4 separate regions of the Mus musculus genome follow, and all the other regions are linked to region 3. Evidence: chromatin loops called from intact Hi-C (ENCODE). Cell type or tissue: left cerebral cortex. All regions are shown on one strand. Links, peaks and the distances in the headings refer to the core of each region. The heading gives the core; the rest is flanking DNA.

What was found. A loop is a pair of places that touch in the nucleus more often than their neighbours do. Peaks named below come from ENCODE experiments on the same cell type or tissue, not always from the same donor. Only the 100,000 strongest peaks of a DNase experiment are listed, where the experiment ranks them.
Region 1: it touches region 3 in a loop (2.2-fold over the local background); 6 of 42 quality-filtered maps call a loop at or near these places.
Region 2: it touches region 3 in a loop (3-fold over the local background); 2 of 42 quality-filtered maps call a loop at or near these places.
Region 4: a loop joins it to region 3, with 2.6 times the contacts of the local background. A loop is called at or near these places in 2 of 42 quality-filtered maps.

What each region holds. Positions count from the first base shown.
Region 1 is chr3:137,618,056-137,623,460 of GRCm38, forward strand. No RefSeq gene overlaps it. Among named protein-coding and RNA genes, the nearest start is that of Ddit4l, 2.9 kb to the right of the region's middle. In left cerebral cortex, for the core only: no CTCF peak of the experiment used is centred there; DNase peaks (open chromatin) are centred at 2,672 and 4,244; H3K27ac peaks cover 1,346 bases.
Region 2 is chr3:137,477,191-137,482,595 of GRCm38, forward strand. No RefSeq gene overlaps it. Among named protein-coding and RNA genes, the nearest start is that of Gm4861, 73 kb to the right of the region's middle. In left cerebral cortex, for the core only: a CTCF peak has its summit at 2,963; DNase peaks (open chromatin) are centred at 2,784, 3,679, 4,169 and 4,865; H3K27ac peaks cover 2,889 bases.
Region 3 is chr3:137,558,506-137,563,910 of GRCm38, forward strand. No RefSeq gene overlaps it. Among named protein-coding and RNA genes, the nearest start is that of Gm4861, 8.5 kb to the left of the region's middle. In left cerebral cortex, for the core only: no CTCF peak of the experiment used is centred there; DNase peaks (open chromatin) are centred at 2,433, 2,773, 3,311 and 3,659; H3K27ac peaks cover 1,835 bases.
Region 4 is chr3:137,488,910-137,494,314 of GRCm38, forward strand. No RefSeq gene overlaps it. Among named protein-coding and RNA genes, the nearest start is that of Gm4861, 61 kb to the right of the region's middle. In left cerebral cortex, for the core only: no CTCF peak of the experiment used is centred there; a DNase peak (open chromatin) is centred at 2,805; H3K27ac peaks cover 714 bases.

The sequences.
Region 1 (5,405 bases), core at 913-4,912, 60 kb after region 3:
TCCTTCCCAGACTCGGCCCTCACTGACTTTGGATTTCCTAGAATTCAGCACTGTAGAAGACAAATCTCTGCTCTGATAAGTTACCCAACCTTAGGTATTCTTTCACAGAAACAACAGAGTGAACCAATGCAATGGTAATTTTGTATATCTGCTGCTTATCTAACCATAATTCTCCTGGAATAGAAATAATATTTACCTGGCATTCTGTTGTATTTTCAATGTCTCCTGTAATTAATACTCAGAACATCATCAAATGAATTCCTGTGCACAAATGATAAAACTTGTACACATACTCTTGAGTTCATACAAACATTCTCCCAGCAATGTTATCATAAGAATGTCACCAGAACACTGGAGGGTTTTTTTTTTCCAAAGGTACAGTAAATTTTGTCACTGTAATCATGGCTAAAATTTATACAGTGAGTTATAGTCTCATTACCTGAATCCCTATAACTCTAATAGGGAAAACTTATTTTAATTCTCATCTTAAAAAGTAAACTGTTCCAACAGAAATATCCAGTTCATTATTCATATTTACCAAGCTATCAAATACCTTCTCTGGAATACAAACCCAGGCAGGCGGGCTCCACAGCCCATGCACCTAACTTCTACTCCCTGAGATGGATGTACATCATGGAGTCACTCCATGGTTTAACTCACTCTGTTTTACAGCTGCAGAATGCCACGTGGACCACCCAACAGAACCCTGTATCTACTCAACACTTTGGGTAAGTTCTTAGGTTGAATCCTCTTCTACAGCAACCCACAGATTTGTGTCATAAAATAGTGTGTAGTTTTGGTGGGACAGGATGTAAAGGGCCTAAGACCTAAGAGGACTCACTAGATTAGGGCACTGGAGTGGTCCATGGAGGGGTGCTGTTGAAGGATGGATAACTACATGGGCATGTAAGACTATCTACCTATGTAGAATTCCAGGTAAAGTGTATATGACAAGGGTCTTCTCAAATTGGAGACTTTGAACAGTTTTAAGATGCATCCCTAGAAAAATATGTGACCTCCTCCATGTTTCTGGTTGACACTGTCTGATACTAGTCACCTGAATTGTAAACCCTTCCATAGTTCAATAAGGGAACACAGATCTTGCATGCATGTAATTAAACACTTCACATTTTCTTATTTAGAGATAATATGTGTCATTGTTTATGACCAGAATAAAACCATACAACTATTTTGAGACACAAATCACTATGGTAACAGTTTTTCTGATTAAGTTTGAAGTTGCACTGCCTTCTGCTACTGAAAGATACAGCTTTTAACAGCAGGTATTGGGTATCTTTTATATTAGGCCTTGTTTGGTTTTATACCAGGTAAAACTTCATGTTAACTTAACTAGTGTGAATATTACAATATTCAATAACTCATACTGCATGCAGAGCCATTTAAAGGAAATCTTACTGGTTTGAGCTTTTTCAAAGACAAATGAAAAAAATGATATCTAGATTGATATCAATAGAAGGAAAAACATTAAAAACTAGAATTCTACAATCAATAATTTTAATAGTATATAAATTTCATTTATTTCTATAAAATGTTTCTTGAATTAATAAAAGTTAACACAGGTAACTGTGTATCACCTTGGGAATTTTTAATCTTTATTGCATTGGTATACTGGGTACCATGGTGCACGAATGGGCATCAGAGGACAGCTTGTGTGGGTGGGTTACCCTTTTATACTGTGTCGGTCCTAGGGATTACACTAAGGTCTTCTCACTTGACAGCAAGGGTCTTTACCCTCAGAGTCATCATACCATCCCAGTACTTTATAGTGTATAATTTTCTTATATAACATCAGGTCTCCTACCTGGTTGCCTACACAGTGGTGAGTTGTATTCTAATATTTCTTTAATTTCTTATTCAGTGGCAAATGGTTTCCAGACATCTTGCAAACAGTGAAGACCATAAATTTCCTTCTACTCTAAGCACACTTCAGGAGAACTGTAGAGCTAGAGTCTCAGAACAAGTAGGACAGCAATAATGATAATGTCCCTCACTGAGCCTTTGAGACATTCCATAAATTCACATTATTTCAACACTTCGTCCCCAGTTAATAGCGCTGATTTGGAAGAGTGTGGAGCCTTCTAGGGGAGGCATTTCATTGCAGGAAGTGGATCACTGGGGGTGGGCCTTGAGGCTTGATAGCCCAGCTCCACTTCTTGTCTGCTAACACTTCCTGACTGCAGACATCATATCCAGCTTTCCAGGATTCCTGCCACTATGCCTAACCTATCATCATGGACTGTCTCCCCTAAAACTGTGAGCCAAATAGACCCTTCCTCCCCTGGGATGTCTCAGGGATTTGATCTCAGCAGTTAAAACACTAGGACTCCTCACGCTTCGTTTACAAATTTACCACAATGAACAGAAATCAGAGATGTGTACATGTAAAACTTTCACATTGTTTATATGGAAGATACAATATTTAGCATCAGTTGAAGGAGTTTGTCCTTCAGTCCTGGCAAATAGCCCCATGAGCTTGCTCAGAAATAAAGTAGAGATTAGAGAACCTGGGTAGTTTCCTTGGGTGTTAGATTATGAAAGGAATGCAGCAGCACGTTAAATGTCTTCACAAACGTTCAGGAGCAATGGCTTATATTGGATAAAATGAGAAAATTGGCTGGCAAAATGTAATAAGCATTCCAAGTCATGAGGCACCAGATGCCAGCATTTCCTCAACCGTATATTAAAGCATCTTTGTGTAAGTGTGCTTTCTGCAAGTAATGACGTTACGAATGCCACAGTTACACAAGGGAGCCCAGAACTTCACTGTTTGCAGACACATCAGTTACAGTTGCCATTTAATATTGCTATTTTTCTTTTTGAATGTCAGATGAGTAAATCATAGAGATAAGACAGTAAGCTTGCCTTAAAATGAAAGGTCTTACTTCAGTTTTGATAATTTGCTATCATATAGTGAAGTGTGACAGGCAAGCAAGTTATTCAATCAATTAGTTCTATTCCTACACAGTTCTTATTTCAAGCGCCATCACAGATACATTTATGGAATTAGAGGTGTAGTAAAACATACTGCATTGTGATAAATAGCTAAGATACATCAGTAGGATGAGCTTTCTGTTAGCTATGAACTACATCCACAACATTTTCAGAAATTGAGCGTATCATTTATGACAAAAAAAATAGCGTAGTTGTAGTGGCTATTCCTGGTTGTCAACTTGACTATATTTGGAATGAACTACAATCCAGAATTGGAAGGCTCACCAGTGACCCTTATCTGGAGGCTTGGAGATCCTTATCTGGATCTTGGTATGGAGATCTTGAGCCATAGTGACTATGGATTCCAGAAGATTGAATCTCAGAGTTTAAGGAACACACCTTTAACCTGGGCTACACCTTTCATCTGGGATTAAAGGTGTGGTGGAACACACCTTTAATCTGGGCTACACCTTCTGCTGGAGACAATATAAGGACATTGGAAGAAGGGAGTCTAGCTCTTGCTCCTTCGCCTGCTTGCTGCGTGAGACTGAGTAACTGCTAGATCCTTGGACTTCCATTCACAGCTTCTACTGAACAATTGTTGGGAATTGGGCTGCCGACTGTAAGTCATCAATAAATTCCTTTACTATCCATAAGTTCTGTGACTCTAGAGAACCCTGACTAATACAGTAGTCTTGGTTTTTCTTGATTCTGTTTGAATCCTTAAAATATTTCATTTTCTTAAGTCATCTACTTAGATGCAAAGATAGAAGTTGGTGAGAGCATGTGGCTTGAAATCATGTTAGGTGACCTTTAAGAAAGACAATCTCTGTCGGTTACTGCAGGTATATGCTCTACACCTCCTGATTCCTCCTGCCCTAAGCTTCCTGATAGCATCACTCGTTCAGTCAAAAAGAATGCTCTTATTTGAAATTTTTGCATATGGGTAAATTGCCTTCTGAGATAAAAGCCCAGAGAGTGATATAAAATTGTAGCTAGGTGAGCCAAAAGTAAATACCACATTCTAGAACTTTCTATAACTTTGTCCCGGTGGAAGTATGAATTATGCCTAAATACCCGAGTGGAAATGCTGCATTTTCTCTATTCTACCCACGTCCATTCTGATCACTTACTATCATAACACTAATAACATTCCTTGAAGCAGGGAGGACGCAGCTGTCATTAACAAGGCTGACTAGATAAGGACCAGCGGCTCTGTAGCAGCTAAAGGACCCATTCTAACCGGCTTAAATGGGATTGCTTGTTTTCCACTTTTGTTATTAAAATAGAAGTGGAAATCTGCTTTCCCCAGCCTATCAGCATCCCGTGCCTGAGCCTGCCTGACCTTGAGCAGTGCAGCTGCTTCGGGAGAGTTAAAAATGGACCTTCAAGCTGGCTTTAGTTTCTGTTGCTCTGCCTGCAAGTGTCCTCCCACTGATCTGTTTATCACACTCTCTTTACCACTTTTGTTGTTGTTTTTCCTTCTGAGAGTTTTTTTAGCCTGGACAGCGGATCCTACTTCTCAAGGCCCTAACCTGCAGGTCCTTCCTTGCACGTGGGGACCCAAAGTGTGCGGGAGTGGTGCTGGAACCTGGCCTTGAATGAGGTTCACCCTCACCCCAAGTATCTCGGTCTCTTCCTTTTCTGATCCACCTCAACCATCTCAGCAACCTCAGCAACCTCGCTGGGAACGCCCACCCATTGCAAACCCTGTGCCACTGGCGCAGGGCAGCAGGAAGGGTGGCTTAGTAAAGTTAGAAGAAAACGTTTGGCATCGTGCTTTTAGTGGTGTCCCAGACCCTCTGTTCCCTCTTGCTCAAGACTCCCCGGAAAGAGTCGCAGAGCTTATCCTAGCAGGACAACTCTTTATTCTCATGCCCCACAAGCTTTTTAAAGACCACTAAAGCTTAAACTTCTTCCCAAACAAGCCCACCGGGAACTTTTGCTTCTGGGAATGGCAATTGCTCCTAACTATCCTGCGGCTGGAGCAGGCAACTGAGATCCTGTTAGTGGTTTTGTTTAGTTTCTTGGCACTGGCCCTCTTCAATTCAAGTTCTGTGCCTTTCGAAGCCAGGTCTTAGAACAGGGCCAGGCTCGCCCTGGCCGCGGAGAAAAACGGTTTAGTCACAGATGTAGTATCCCCAAAGATGCCCCATTGATTCCTGAGTGCAGCTGAAGCTAGAGAGCCCTTACCACATCCCGACCACCTGCGGGGAGACTGGGTGCGGACTGGAGCTGATGGGTTAGAGTCAGAACATGGGCATAAAGGATGCTCACAGAGCACAGTGTCAACTAAGCCAAATACTTATTCAGAATGACACAGCAAAGTTTTGGGTCATGCCTAACAGGACCTGGAGCTTCTAGCTGCTTGAAAAGTTCCATAGCCAAAACCTGAGCAGTCTGAGCCTGGAAGCAGGCAAGCTGTGGGCAGGGGCTCACGCCAAAGAATCTAG
Region 2 (5,405 bases), core at 886-4,885, 81 kb before region 3:
GTAAAGAGCTAAACAAAGAATTTTCAACTGAGGAATATCAAATGGCCAAGAAGCACCTTAAAATATGTTTAACATCCTTAGTCATCAGGGAAATGTAAATCAAAACAACCCTGAGATTCCACCTCACACCAGTCAGAATGGCTAAAATCAAAAACTCAGGGGACAACAGATGCTGGTGAGGATGTGGAGAAAGAAGACTCTTCCATTGCTGGTGGGATTGCAAGCTGGTACAACCACTCTGGAAATCAGTCTGGAAGTTGCTCAGGAAATGGGACATAGTACTACCTGAGGACCCAACAATACCACTCCTAGGCATATACCCAGAAAATGCTCTGACATGTAATAAGGACACATGCTCCACTATGTTCATAGCAGCCTTATTTATAATAGCCAGAAGCTGGAAAGAACACAGAAGTCCTTCAACAGGGGAATAGATACAGAAAATATGGTACATTTACACAATGGAGTACAACTCAGCTATTAAAAACAATTGATTCATGAAATTCTTAGGCAAACGGATAGAACTAGAAAATATCATCCTGAGTGAGGTAACCCAATCACAACTAAAGTAGAAGTATTATGAATTCCAGGCCACCCTGAGCTACAGTGTAAGACCCTGTATCAAAAACCAAACCCACCAAAGCCTAAAACCAGCAAGGGAAGGCTGTGACATTCGTCTTCCCTCACCATGGTGGTTGTGGGCTGGTGTGTTCACAGCAGCAGTTTGAATGGAGCTGTGTTATTTGCAAAGTTATCTGTAGGCTGTAGGAATTTCCTCTGGGTGTTTTTTTAGTAAGCCATGCAGAATATTTTCCTGACCTCCTTTCGTGCACAGGTGCTGTGTCCTGTGTGCTGCAGGAACTCTGGTGGAACTTGGCAGTCTTAGAAGCCTGCTACCCAACGCTTAAGAAAAATTCTTACATTTTCTACTTTGGTCAGTGTTGGGTCTAATATTTTTTCAGCCTACCTTCAGAATCCTCAGATAATACAACATGTGAACAAGATAGATCTCTGTGACAAGAAATGTTGGTTAGGTTTAGTTGAAATTATTATTTAAGCAGTGGTAGCAATATATAAGTTTTAAAAACTTGTCCTAAAAACCTTGAAGCATTTCCTACATTATCCATACTGTCTGTTTATACATGTGTGTGTTAATGTTCATTAATCTATTTGATTATATTTTCATTGCACATAAGATAACACAACAGCAATAAAATCATTACCATAGAGGGTAGAGAGATGTCTCAGTGGTTAAGAGCATGTAGTACTCTTCCAGAGGACCTTAGTTGAATTCTTTAACTATTGGTAATCCCAGCTCTAGCAAGTCTGATACCCTATTTGGCCTCCATAGTATCTGTACTCCTATTTACAGTCCCATATTCAGAAGCACACACATACACATAATTAAAAATAAATATTTTTAAAACATAATCACAAACAAAAATTGTGCCCTTAATAAATTTCAGGGCAAAAAGATCCTGGCTCTGATTGACTCAAGGAAGAAATCTTGTTACCATCTATACTTTGCAGATAAATAGAAAATGTTGCTTATTCTATCTGTGGGCTTTATTGTTATTATTGTTTTCAGATGCTAATAAAGGCTTTATGTCAAACAGGGACCCAGACCCCAACCAAACATTACTCATTAACCTTTCTAGTGGCTCTCTTGGAGCAGACAAGACCATTAATTGTTCATCAAATGAGAGGCAGAATCTGAATTGAAATCCTCATCACTGTCTCCAGAACTCTGGCTCCAAACCTCAGAGGTCACGATAAGCCCCAGAAGGTACATCTTTGTGAATTATTGGCTTTATAGGCCTGGTCCAATCATTTAGTTACAATTAAGTTCTACATCTAAGTTGGCCACAGGGTATTCTGAAGTCCAAAATAGAATGGTATATACACCTCATGATTATTAATAATCTGTGAGCTCATTCTCATTATACTTCTTCATAACTATCATCTTCACTATGCTAATTTATGCTATCACACTATGATGTCACTTAGTGTAACCCCCCAGAGATCCAGGATTCCTCAAAACTATTAAACACTCTTCCCAACTTGGAGGAACTCTCTGTACACTTTTGCTTTACCACTTACTATCTCTGCCTCATTCTTCAAGAAGACAGTAGATGAAGGAGAAAGACATCAGAATTAAGCAAACAAACAAAAACTAAACCAAAATCCAAAGGTTGGCTTGAATATCCATTTCAAGGCTCAGGTCCCTTGCCAAAGGCAGGACCATTGGAGATGCAGCCACATCCTGCTCTGTTGGCCAAAAATTAAGTTTGTTTCATCTTGTGTTTAGAATAAATGCCAAATACAGTCCAAATACACAGTCCAAACACACTCAGTGCCCTTTCCTCGGTTGTGCCTTGGAGAAAAATGCAGTCTAAAATAATATCTAAGCAAGGATAAAGGAAAGCAAATAGAACATGGATTACAAAGTAAACGTGTTCCTGGACGAGGAAGTGAACCAGGGACACATAGACCTTTCAGACTCACTTCTGGCTGTAGGAGCTGAGGAACGACATGGATTCATTCCCTACATGGATTTGCTTTGTGCCAGGGAGCCTTTATGAGCTATGTTTTTTTTCTCAACCCCCATATCTCTGGGGAGACATCGGGGTATTTTTCTGGCTCTAGTCAAACTCTCCTTTGACTGCATGCATCACTCTCTCCTCATCAGTTCCTACTTCAAAATGCTTTAATCCCCCAAAATGTGTTGCCATGGTGACTCTGTAGTTGCTAGAAGGTTTTTGTAAGTGGCAGCCATTCTCTTGTTTATAGTTCAGTTTCTAGAATTACAGCAATAAGAACAAACGAAGCCTCACTTGTTAGAACAGGAGGCAGGGTGCAAGCAGTGCTGGACAGCGGGCGTGGTGGAACCCAGATCCGTGGAGAAGAGAGCAGAGCCGGGAATGCTGACTACAGGGAGAACCATTCCTAAAGCTGCAGACAGAAGCCACTGTCGAGCACAGACCCTTCTGTTGCTGTCAGCTTAAATAATCTCAGTTTTCAAAAGCCCCATAAGTGACTCAGTCAACTGAAAAAAAGTGTCTAGGCTTGAGAGACCAGGGGTCAGTAACTATGGCATGCTGTTGAGCTATGCCCTGTCACCTGTTTTATTCTTGTTTGGATGGGTGTCCTACAGTCGAAAATAATATTTTACTATACAAGGCAGAACAAAAATGGTTAATATGCAACAGAATCACATGTAATGAACTATATATTTTATCTACCAAATATGTTTATTGTGTGTTAAAAATTGTAAGATCTTCCCCTGGGCAAAAAAAAAAAAAATCTATTATAATGCTCATTTGTTTTGTAGAGAGGGAAACCACTTTTCTTGTTTATTGTAGTAGTTTAACTAAATATCAACCCACACCTGTCAGGTTCACTTTTAAAAGGATGACCAGGAAGGATTCTTAATTTTTAAAGCAGAATTATTCTAGATCACTTTGTAGCTTCTGGATTAGATGATATTTTCTTTTCCATCAGTGGAAGGTCAACTTCCATTGCTTTCTGACAGGGATTGTGGACACCATGACAGACACAGGAAATTGTCCACCTGGAACTCATGTTACCCCTGTGTGGCTGTGGTCTTGTTGTCACTTCAGAAAGCTCTGTTCTCTGTTTCATCATCTAATTTTGTGTCAGTTTTCGAAGCAGGGTCTCATGTAGCCCAGGCTAGCCTCAAACTTGTTATGCAGTCAGGTTTGATCTTGAGTTCCTGGTTCTCTTGCCTCTGCCACCCATATGCTGGGATGACAGCTGTGTACACTTCTCATCCATTCTTAAATTGAATTAGGAGGGAGACAGAGGAAAAAGAAAAATAATCTTTTTCTTCCCAAAGACAATGACAGTAGGACAGCAGCTTCGACCTCCTTAATGATTTTCACACCTTAAAGACAACTTTCCTAATGATTTTCTGGAGGAAATTCTTGTAAATTTCATCAAAGAAAAAGAGAAAAATGGCATTCAAATTTTAATATATAAGGTGTTATACAAAAAATATGCAAGTTATATTAATGAATTTTGGATTTTCAGATATACTTTTTAGGATAAATATTCATATCTTATGTAAGAGCAAGAACTGGTTTATGATACTAAAATTATAGAGAGACTTGCTAAGGTTGAGCCTCCCACAATCTCTCCACCTACATTAGCCATCCTAGGAAGAGCAAAGTGTAGACTTCAAATTTACTCAGGGTACATAAGAAACAGAATTTTCAAGGCTGACTGTTTGTAAGTGATAACAAGCAGCATTTAGAAATTTAGAAACATCTTCTTGGTGTATTTGCTGTTCTTTCATCATTCTATTTGAAAGCAACAGGTATGTGTGTGTGTGCAGTTATACACCTGTTACTGTTAAGAAGAAAATACTGATTTAAAAAAAAAAAAAAAAAGATATTCCTTCCCTGGCTCAGCCATCTCTCATTTGCAGCCCAGAGTGGCTTCCAAACCTTCACAAGATAATAACCTTCTAATTATTTTCCCTTTTTAGAACTCACATTTGGAAGTGTTTCACCTATCAAATGGCCAAACTTAATTAACTAGATATTTGTTTATTTGTTACCATTCAACAGTGAACATGTATGTAGCTCTTCATCATTTCTTCCAAAAAGCTTGTGAACACTAGAATACTGTATAAATTGATATAATTTTCACAGGAAGACAGGAGTTGAGGTCTCAGCCAGAAATTGCAGCAGCTTCCGTGTCAGAATAAAACATACGGTTTCTGTAAGCTTACTAAAAAAAAAAAAATCCATAATGAACATTGCCTACAGGTCTTCATTACTAACACCCCAAAGATTTCAAGACACAGCTAAGAAATATGCCTCAAAGACATGGAACTGTGTTCCACAACTTTTTCTCACTGCAATACTTGGGAGACACAATCCACTCTCACAAGGAACTGCTGATCTCTGGTAGATTCTGTCCAGAATGCCCACCCCAGGTGAAATTAAGCTAGATTCTTGGGGAAGAAAACCCATCCTTTGAGAAGAGAAAGGAGGTATCTCTTGAAAATATATCACAAGTGAGTCTAAAATGAGCACCTTGAAAATGGACCAGGGCAGGAGTTGCATAATTCCTGCAAAGAAAGGAGTTTTATTCATTCAATTGGAAAGAAAGAAAGAGAGAGAGAGAGAGAGAGAGAGAGAGAGAGGGGGGGGGGGAGGGAGATAGGGAGGGAGGGAGGGAGGAAGGGAGAGAGAGAGAGAGAGAGAGAGAGAGAGAGAGAGAGAGAGAGAGAGAAGCAATTTTAGGATGTGAGTGATTCCCATTCATTTTCAATGTTTTGGAAGATCAAAGTGGGATCTTCACTCACTTTTGAGCCCAGACTATTCTGCAAAAATCTGCTCTCAGATCTGTAAAGGCTGCGTTTGATAGGTGGGGCCTCT
Region 3 (5,405 bases), core at 730-4,729:
CCCCTGACTTTATAACTGTGAAATATGAACTCTGTTTCGTGATATATATATATATATATATATATACATACATATATATATATATATACATATATACATATGTATACGTGTGTGTGTGTGTGTGTGTGTGTGTGTGTGTGTGTATTGCACCATCCCACGCTAACACTGCCTACTCTCTGGTCTCAGCACCTCCATGGTTAGCCCCAAGCAGAGACTGCCCATCCCATGGTTCTCTTGCTGTGGATTTTGCTCACGTTCTCAGCCCTTTTCCCCCTGTAATTAGCATTCTCAAATCCCTGTAGCAGGTAAAATCAAAACTCTAGAGGCTTGCAATTTATCAGTCAGATTTATATCAGTAAATTCTCACTCCACAAAACGCCCACACAATGAACTCAGAGCCAATTGACATTGATATAAGCTGCCCAGCTAGATAAGACAAATTGTCCTGCAATTCTTCATTCCTTATAAGATATTCATTGCTACCTGTGGCTATGTAAAGCCACACAGAATCTGGATCGTCTTCCTCTTCCTCCATCTTCCTTCCTTCTCTCCTGTCTCTCCTATCTCTCTCCTCTCTAAGACTCCCAGCCCACCTTCTTTATCCACTGCCTATTGATTGGTTCCTTGAAATCTTTATGCATTCGGGGAAGATTCTGCCATATCTTCCAAACCAAAGGCTTATCTTTCTTGGAGTACCATCAACGGTATTCATGCGCAGTAAACCCAGAAGTAGACAGTCATCAGTTTTCTCACCCTCACAGTCACCTCTCAAAGCGCCAAGCCTCTGTACCAGCCAGCCAAGTCAGCATTCTCCACTAAAATGCCTGTGCTTCCCCTCAGCCCTCCACCAAAATTCCCACATCCTTATCTTCATTCTTCTCTCTCCATTCTAGTCGCCCTTTGTGGATAATGGCCACACTGCACTTTACCTAGAGAATGCCCAAATTCATACCACAATTCCCATTCTCCAGATCCCCAGGGTCAGTCACACTATCCCTCACTCAATAGACCAACTGTTCCCACATTTAACAACCCTAGAGAAGTAGGTCATATCCATTCCAAAATATATTCTGATGCAGCATCATCTCCTAAGATAGCCCCTCTCAAACTCTTGATCTTATCTTTCAATGAGCTTCATATGTGTGTGTCTGTGCATTTCTCACATATGCTTGCATGGTTTTGTTTACATAGACTCGATGATAAGTCTCCTGCCCCTCTTATTAAGACTATTATCACAGCCAGACTGGGATCTCTGGATCCCTCAGTTAGCCACATCTAAGTAGCTATCCCCTCTGCTCCTAGATGTTCTTTCTCACCCTCACCAAACTTCCAATTCATCAAATTAAAACCCAGTATTTTCTGACTGGTGTACCCTGACTCAAATCTTTCCTTCCAGGTTCTCTTGCACTACAATTGAACCTTAACCTTATCTTTTGAAATAACAATCGTGTAAACTATGCTGCAGTGATAAACCATCCAAATATCAAAAGAAGTGCAGTTTTTGTTATAACACCTATGCTTTCTGAGTAGGCTGGCTCTGTCCTCCATGGTGTCTTTAGATGAAGTGGAGGCAGCTCTGGCTGGAGCCTCATGATCTGCTCACGGAAAGGATGTCAACACCACACAATGGCTTCCTAATCTTGGGAAGATCTAATCTGCTCCTATACTTTCTTCATCAAAGAAAACAAACTGCCAGCCAAGGGATAACTCTACCATGTAGAAAACCCCAGTAAAAGTGAAATAGCAGAAAGTATTTAGAACAGATAATACAATCTCCCAACCATCACTAAAATTATGGTACAATATCAAGACTATTTCCTGTTTTTATTACTTTTTTTCCTCCAAAACACCTCAGCCCCAGCAGGACTAGCATTTTGGAGGAGCTGTGTATGTTCCAGAATGCTAAGCAGAAGTTCTGTCTCCCTCTATCTCTACCCAATAGGTGTCATGTGCTCTACATTTACCCAACGTGTCAATAAAAATGGCTCCAGACCTTGGAAAGTCTTCCCTGGAGAAGCAAAGTCACCCCTCACTGAAAATAGACTAGTCTAGAGTCTATAGAGGGAAGAAGTGAGGTCGAATCATGACAGGATCTATGTGATATTGTGCAAGTTTAATAATTTATTTTAAAATAGCATTAAAAATACAAAAAAAAATAATCTCCTGCCTTTTATGGGGAATAAAAGCATTAACTTCAGAGGCAAAGCATACCAAGTTTTGCACCTTGGTTTCATTGGTCCATAAAACACTGCAAATGTTGCTTAACTCCAATAAACCTTAGTTGTTTTTTTTTGTTTTTTTTTTTTCCCCTCTTCAGCAGGAGGCAGTAACATTTCTCTTGCAATCTTCCAGTAAAAAGTCAGTGCATGGTTTTTGGCATATGGTGTATGCTAGCAAATGACAGCTGGCAGCAATGGGAAAACTTTCTCCAAAATACATAAAAGAGGAAATGTTCACCAAAAGCCTGACACAGAGACAAACAAAACCTGTGCCCCATTGTGCATGTGCACGCGTACACACAGACACACACACATACACACACACACACACACACACAGCCAAAGGTCTTCTCAGAAGGGTGGCACCACAGCCCTGTACAATACTGTCTGCATTTGTTTCTCCATAAATAAGATGTGTTGTCAAGAAACTTGAGCTCTGTGGATTTGCCATAAAACACATATCCTTGGATATGAGCAACAGGTTTTCGTAGCACTTTCTTGGATGTCAGCAGATTCTCACAAATCAGAGCAGCAAAGTGTAAAACATATGCCCTCAGCAACCTGCCAAAAACCAATAAAAGGAACCTGCAGAGAAGCCAAAGCTGAGAGGCGGGCAGCAGGCTGGGGCTGGAAGCCTCCATAAATTCCCATGGAGATGCACTTTCAGTGAGAGCCCGAGTAAACAGAACAGTTTTAAAGGATGAGACAATTCCTCATATGGCGGCTGCACACCACACAGTCGAAAACTGCAAAATGACAGGTCACTGAGGCATTTTTAAATCCAGTCTTTGGGGACCAAGAAAGGATGACAAGTCAGTTGTTTTGTGATTAGGAAATGGACCTCCCTGTGGTGGAACTGGCCTTTCATTAGAGAGTGGCATGTTACCATGCTCTCAAGACATGGGGCATTTTGTATCCAGGTGCAAAACAATTCTGTTTGCTTGCAAAGAAGTTCACAGAATAGTAACTATGAAAATTACACAGAAGATTAAAGTCCCCTTTATAAGGCAGCAAACTATAAATTCTATTTTCAAACTAGCATGAGTCATTGTCGCGTCTAAATAGAATAACCTCCTGGCTTTGTATGCTGTTTCTCCTCCTCCTCCCCCTCCTCTTCCTCCTCCTCTTCCTCCTCCTCTTCTTCCTCCAACTCCATAAACTCTTGGGAGACTTTCAAGTTGGTAGAAAGATTTAGATCCCAATACCCTAGAGACTAGAACATTTCCCAGCACTAACACAGCAGCACAGAGTTTGCGTTCCATCAAAACTCAGATTTCAACCCAGAGGGAATTGTAACTGAGCCCCTTTCTCCAGCAAAGCTGGGGACAGCCTGCTCAGAACATTAAGCTTTCTGACTCTGCTCTTCATCCCTCAGAAATCCAATGCCCTGAGGCCTGGATCCCAGGCATCGTAGGTGGCTCTCTTCTGCACCACATAGCTAGTGCCAATACTCCAGATCCCTGCTTGCCCCAGTGCAAAGGCAGCTCTCTCCTTACAGTGTCAGAGCATCCAAAGCACTCTCAGCAAAGCGGGCTCCCAGCTCAGACTCTGAATGCATCTGTCCTCTCCTCTTGCTGCATTTCTAATCCTGAAGTGGAAATTTGGCTTAATGAGCCCCAAAGGGCAGCCTCTGCCAAGCTTACTAAATTCTAAGGAGATAATTAACCAGATAGGAAAAAAAGTTTTAATCTTGCAAACATAAAAAAGATTGATATTGTATTATGTGCAACTAAAATTGCACAAGCAAAGCATCCCCCCACCAGCATTCAATAAAATAAATTAAAGGTTAGCCCCAAACTTAGAAATGAGTACCTGTGCTGGTCAGGGTTCTGGATCAGTTCTTGAGTATTTTTAATGACTGAAAGAGTACATACAAAGATGCCCATGCATGCATGCATTTAGTCAGTAAATCTGTATTCTGACATACATATTTACTGACCAGCCACCAGCTGGTTCTGGCCCACCAGAAATAATTAGTTTGTAAGGTCCACCGGAAGTTGTGATTTGAATATTTGATATGATAAAGGATCATAACAACACATAGGTATATCTATAATTTAGGGTCAAAACATAGCAGATTGTCATTCTTTCTTTTTCTTAGTTTTTTTTTTTCCCTGACTCACAACTTCAAGAGGGTCACCAACCAGACATGCGCACTTTCTTCTTGCTTCTTTTCCTTTTTGTGTACTTTCTCACTCACTCATCTGTAAGATTTGCTACATAGAATCCTTCTTCATAAAGTAGTTTGCTGCATCTTCAGAGCTGAGACACTTTGCAGAAGAAAGAGGGTTTGATTAAAGTGAGGGAAGCCAATGCTTTGCAGCAAAAGACCATCAAAGAAAACCAGTCAGTGTTTCGTCCCCTATAACATTTCTCAGAGCACTGGGGCATACGGACTTCAAGACAGTGTGTTAAAGGAGATGTTCAACCTTTGCACATTACACCATAAACCCCACAAAACTCTCTCAGAAAAAGCGGTTCCCCTTAATTTATACAAATGTTTAAACCATTGCTTAAGTCACCCAATATATTTTACAATCTTACTGAACGTGTTCTTTTGATTTGACATGTGAGGTTTTTCTGTACGTACATGTACGCGTGTGCCTTTGAAGGTCAGAAGGGGACACTGGATCCCCTGGAACTGGTACTATAGGTTGTGTTGTACCTGGTTGAACTGAATCCAGGTCCTTCCTCCTCAAGAGCAACAAGAACTCTTGACTGCTCTCGGCCATCTCTCCAGCTCCTGTCCTAAATGCTTATTTTGTCTTTATTTTCCCTCCTCCTTCACTGGTTCTCTTGGTGAAGAGTACACAAGAGTAACCTAGGGTTAGAAATTTCCCTTCTTCTCATCTTTCTTGATTCCTACTTGATTTCTCCAGGGTATTGGTGGATCCTCTTGCTGGCCCCTGAGCAGACCCCTGCTGATCATTGCCAGTGTAGCAGCGCAGATCAGTGACCAGCTGCCCTCCAGGATGGGAACTTCAGATGGGGAAGTGAAACATCGGAACATCTGGAATTTTCCTAGACGATAATTTCAACTGAATGAAGCATTTGAATGATTAGAAGCGAAGTTTCTGTGTTCCATCTGAGAGTCTTTTTATAATCTGTGTCACGCAGCTGCAGGCAGAATCTTCATGAGAGACAGCAGCTTCGGTTTAGCTTCAGCCAAGAGGGAGATGTGAATTA
Region 4 (5,405 bases), core at 491-4,490, 70 kb before region 3:
GTATAGGGGAAAAATTCCTGAATAGAACATCCATTCCCTGTGCTGTAAGATTGAGAATCGACAAATAGGACCTCATAAAATTGCAAAGCTTCTGCAAGGCAAAAGACACTGTCAATAAGACAAACAGGCCACCAACAGATTGGGAAAGGATCTTTACCTATCCCAAATCAGATAAGGGACTAATACCCAATATATATAAAGAACTCAAGAAGGTGGACTCCAGAAAATCAAATAACCCCATTAAAAAATGGGGCTCAGAGCTAAACAAAGAATTCTCACCTGAGGAATATCAAATGGCTGAGAAGTACCTGAAAAAATGTTCAACATCCTTAATCATCAGGGAAATGGAAATCAAAACAACCCTGAGATTTCACCTCACACCAGTCCTGCTGGCGTGACTTCTGAAGTGCTCGCTCGGATCTCTGGGAAAGGGTCATTGCCTTTATCTTCACAGAAACACATATACAGGTTCACTTTCCTCTCTTCCTCTCTTTAATTCTCCTGCCATCCATGCTTACATTAATAGTCTTAGTATTTGTGGAGAATGATTTTATATCTAGAGAGCTTAATTTTTAGTTGCAGCTTTTGTAAGAATCAATTCAGAATTTTTCATTTCTAATGAATTATTCACAACTTACAGAGTGAGTATTGGCTTGGATTTGGTTATGAGTCTCTACCTGGTTTAAAATATAAGGGACAGAGCAGCCACCAATGTCATCTACTGGAAAATATCACTGTGGTGCTGATCACTTAATGAGAGAGCAAGAAGGCTGCCTTTGGACACCAGAGTGACTCCTTTGCTATACACTGCACAAATCAAACCTCCCTTGTACCTATTCAGCACAAGTTCAGATTTATGCTTTTAATAAACACACAGCAGTGATCTGGCTGCAGATCTGTGGATTGACAATATACAGAGCTCTCCCTTTGGGTACCATTTGCCTGCAAGCCATAGAGATGAAGGCTGTGTGGTCCCCACCCCCTCCAGAGTAATAACACCATCCAGAATCCTACTGGGTCCACAGAAAAATGGTCTTGTTCTGAGGAACTGGGTGAATAGCAAATCTCTCATCTCAGTGACTGGTTTTGTGGGCAAACATGGCTACATGTCATGGAACATCAAGTAATAATCGCATCATCTTCACTATTTCAATGGAACACACCCTACCCCTGTTCTTATTAAAGGAGATGGAAGCAAGGCTCAATGTCGAGCAAGCTGCCCCATAATCCTGATCCTCCTGCCTCCACTATCCAAGTGCTGGGATGACAGATATGCATCACTCTACCCTGTCAACCTTTACACCTCAAATTCTATGAGGTAAGAAGATTTCACTGTCTCTTTCCCGAAATTCCTAGCATCTACAGATAAGGCATTTCTATTGGTATCTAAGGTCCAAACTTCCCAAGGTAGATAGATATAAGACCCTCTGTGGTCTATCTAAAATGTGGTTTTCTACATCCTCCCTTTCTCCTCGTCAAAACTCATGGGACACACTCTTACATTATCACAGTATTATTATTAGACAGTCAGATTCATGTCCCAGGTCAGTTAGATACTGCTTCAGTGGTGTGAAAACTTTCAGTGAAGCAACACCATCATCTAAGACAGAACTGAAGGGACTTGAATCTGAGGGTTAGTGCCAATGTAGAGTGTAAGCCCTTTGGTCCAGGAGCATCCATCAAACACAACACAACACTGTTATAGGCACACATCATTCCACTCAGATTCAGCTCTTTGGATAAGCTGGAAACATATCAAAGCTTTATGACATGCAAATAAAATACTACATAGAGGAAAATAAATGGCCTTACTTGAAAGATTCAGAAATCTATCACCAGTAGATTACAAAAAGTAACTCCAAAGAAAGACAGACTGAAAACCAGGTAAAATGTCAGAATCACATTGTTAGAACTCTAGAAAACCAAAGTGTAGTTTTCAGTACACACAGGAATGACCAGCCAATCAGAGGCAGTGTGCACACAGGAGAGGTCTCTGGTCATTTGACCCTCTCTCGCCCAGTCTAGCTCAGTGGTTTTCTAGAAATCCTTTATTTCCAATATCAGCCCCAGTTGCCAGCAATAGCAGAACACACCCTGTTTATATTGTTTTGATTTGCCTAAGGGCTCTTTGAAGAGAGTAGTAAGGGATTTCAAGTCATATCACTTAATTCAGAACTTTCTCGAAATGAAAGCCTGGTTATGCAGAGGTCATTAAATAAATAAATAATGGTTTAAAGTTTGACAAGAACATAAACAGGCTTCTGTCACTGCTGGCAAAGTATAATAGTTGGAACAGATGATAATAATCCAGACATAGGGGAAAGGCTGGAATAAAGATGTTAACAGAATAGAAAGAGAATATATGATAGGCTCAGTGTGAACATGGGTACAGTATTAGGTCATGAAAATGGGCATTATTATGAGTCTTATGAACATATTCTAATATTTGTAAACATAAGTTCTCTAATCATCTTATCAGAACAGACACAGAAAGTGTAAAAAAGTAATAGCAACCTGAATATATTTTAATCAAGTCAACAATTCAAAATGTTCTGCAAAGAGAAAAAGTCTGGATTGTTTCACTATTGAGCTCAACAAAGCATTTAAGGAAAACTAAATCTAAGTGTACAGAAACTCTTCCAGATTTTACAGCAAAGCTGTCTTTGTTCTTAACTGGTTCAACTGGTTTTTAAAATAACATAGTCTAGATAGGAAATTGCAGCAAACCCAAAGTTAGTTCCGGGCCAAGATGTGGGATGCCTGCCTTCTGTAGTCTTCATTACCTCTGGTCTTGGTTGCCCACCAGAACTAAATGTTAAGATCCTACACACATTGATTTAAGACACTATGTACTTTGGGTACAAGCAGACAATTCAAGCTGAAACTGAGTTAGAAGCTCCCCACCTCCACCCCCATCAGATCCTTTCACCACTGCTTTCACTGTAATGGAAGATGCTATGTAGGCTGCTGGAGGAGAGAAGTTACTAAACTGTGAACCAAGTGGGCTATATAACATCAATCTATCATGCAAGATGTGCTTGCTGGAGCAAGAGTGGCATGACTGGTATGAGAGTAGCCAACTACTTCCTGATTGATGTTTCTCTGGTTTGGAAAACCATGTCAAAAGCCTGGGACATGTGAGGTCATGAGATGTGAAGGAACCTGCTACTGTTCTTTTGCTCAATGAACATGGTGCAAACTGCCTTCTAAGTATTTATGTTTATAGCCAAGACTCTTCTCAGCCTTGGTCAGGAAACCCATACATAGTGAGCAATAGTTAATATAGATACCCGTACCACGTCCAAATGATGAGAATATGTGATTATTGAGTGCTTGGTCCTAAACAGTACATCAGATCGGTCCCTCCAAGGCTCGGAGAACATAAAGAGGAAAGGGTATAAAGAATTGTAAGAACTAGAAGATGGGATGGGAGTGCTATGAAACACTACCCTTTGGGTGTGGTAGGGTCTTTGCACATATGAACTTACAGCAGCCCTTGTTACCTTCAAAAAACATACGTGAAACTGAGACCATCAAAATTACTGCATGGGTGGATGAACAACATCTCAGCTCTGTCTGAGGGAACACTGGCAGGTAGCAGATGTCAGGAGAGGGAGCAGAACTATCTTCAGTGGGTTAGCTGCTGGTACATTGTCCAGGACCCAGGAAATAGCCACCAACTCCTACTCATGCAAGCAAACTTGACTGAACTCAGTGAGTTACCAAAAGGTAAAAAAAAAATTAAATTCAAAGCAATTTTGAAGCTTAAAAAAAGAAATTTTTAGATGAATATCAGTCATAAATTTAGACATTCTTTAAAACCTTAAACAAAATATCAGCATCTTAAAAGCAGTAATGTGTGAAAAGACCTACTTTCTAGGCAAGTCAGGCTTGTGCCTATGATAAACTTGAGTTAACATTTGCAAATCAATCAATCAGTGTCAGCTTGCTACATCATAATCAACAGTTTCTAAGAAAGGAGAAATAAATGCATATTTTCAAAAATAATCAGATCTTGAGCCTGAGGTCATACTGGGTTACGTTATGATCCTTACAGGAAAAAAAGAAAAAAAGAAAAAGAAAAAGAGGTGGGCCTGTTGGGAAATCTTAGGTCATAAGGGTGTGCCCTTGAAGGGAACTATGGGACCCTAGCCTCTTCCTGATCTTTGCCATGAGAGAGCAGGTCTCTCTCCATGTGCTTCCACCATGTTGTGATGTCCAGCCACAAACTCAAAGCAACAGGACTATTTAGTCAAGACTGAGACCTCCGAGGCAGCAAGCTAAAGTCGGTTTTTATTTTTCCCTTCTAACTTGGTACACTAACAGAAAATTGATACCATTATTTTAAACAACACTAGGTAGCAAACGGACATTGCTTATTGTGTCTCATAGTCTCTGCTGTGTTTTGTATATACATTAACTCATTAAAGTACAACTTAGAAAGTAGTTGCTAAAATTACTCCCATTACATAAACAGAAGCTAAGAAGAGAGGCTATGAAGTTACCCAATTTATCTAAGTCATACGAGGTACATCATTTGTGAATACTAGCAGGGTGGCTGAAAAGTTTATGCTTCATTTGTTTGTCCAGAAATATCATGTACTTCATAGTGCATGGTGCTAACATAGAGAGGACATGCAAAGTTAGGAAAGCAAAGGGAAAAAATTCACCTCTTCACTCTAACTGCTGACTATAGTGTGGTCTCTTACCAATGTTCACTGAAAGCACTGATTCCACACTAGACTGTATCACTTCACAACTGGATACCACTTTTACATTCTTACAATAGAATGTTAACATTCTTATAATAGAATGGCTGCATTCTATTAAGTTCTACAACTAGAATAATTGACTTAACAACTTTCCCTAGACATTTTATTATTAATAATTATATAATTATACAATTATTATATAATTATATAAGTAGGATGCCTTCACTGTTTTCTTATTGCCTATGAATACGAATTCATCTCAATATCACCATGAGCACAATCTTTACCATGTGTAATTATTCCTTAGGAAATGTATCCAGACTGCTGACAGTGACCTTACAATCTACTTCTTTCTTAAAAACATCTCAAAGTTTCTAGAGTTGTTTATAAACATCTGTGTTGCTAGGTTGTTAGTCTTTAAAACCTGTGATAAGCTCCACCCCATCCTTTTAGTTCTGCATCACAGTGGGTCACTGGCCATTACCCAACAGCTCTGCATGTGGATGATGGATTAGAAGAGCCTATTGGAACCTTACAACATTTCACTAATCTTTCTTTTCTGAATCTGGCTATAATGTTCTCAATTCTGTTGCTTGGCACATAGACTTTTAATACAAAAGGATATATTTTCTACCAGGGAGATAGAATCCCTTTATTATTTATGCCAGAGGAGGATTTAAACTGGTGGTTTTA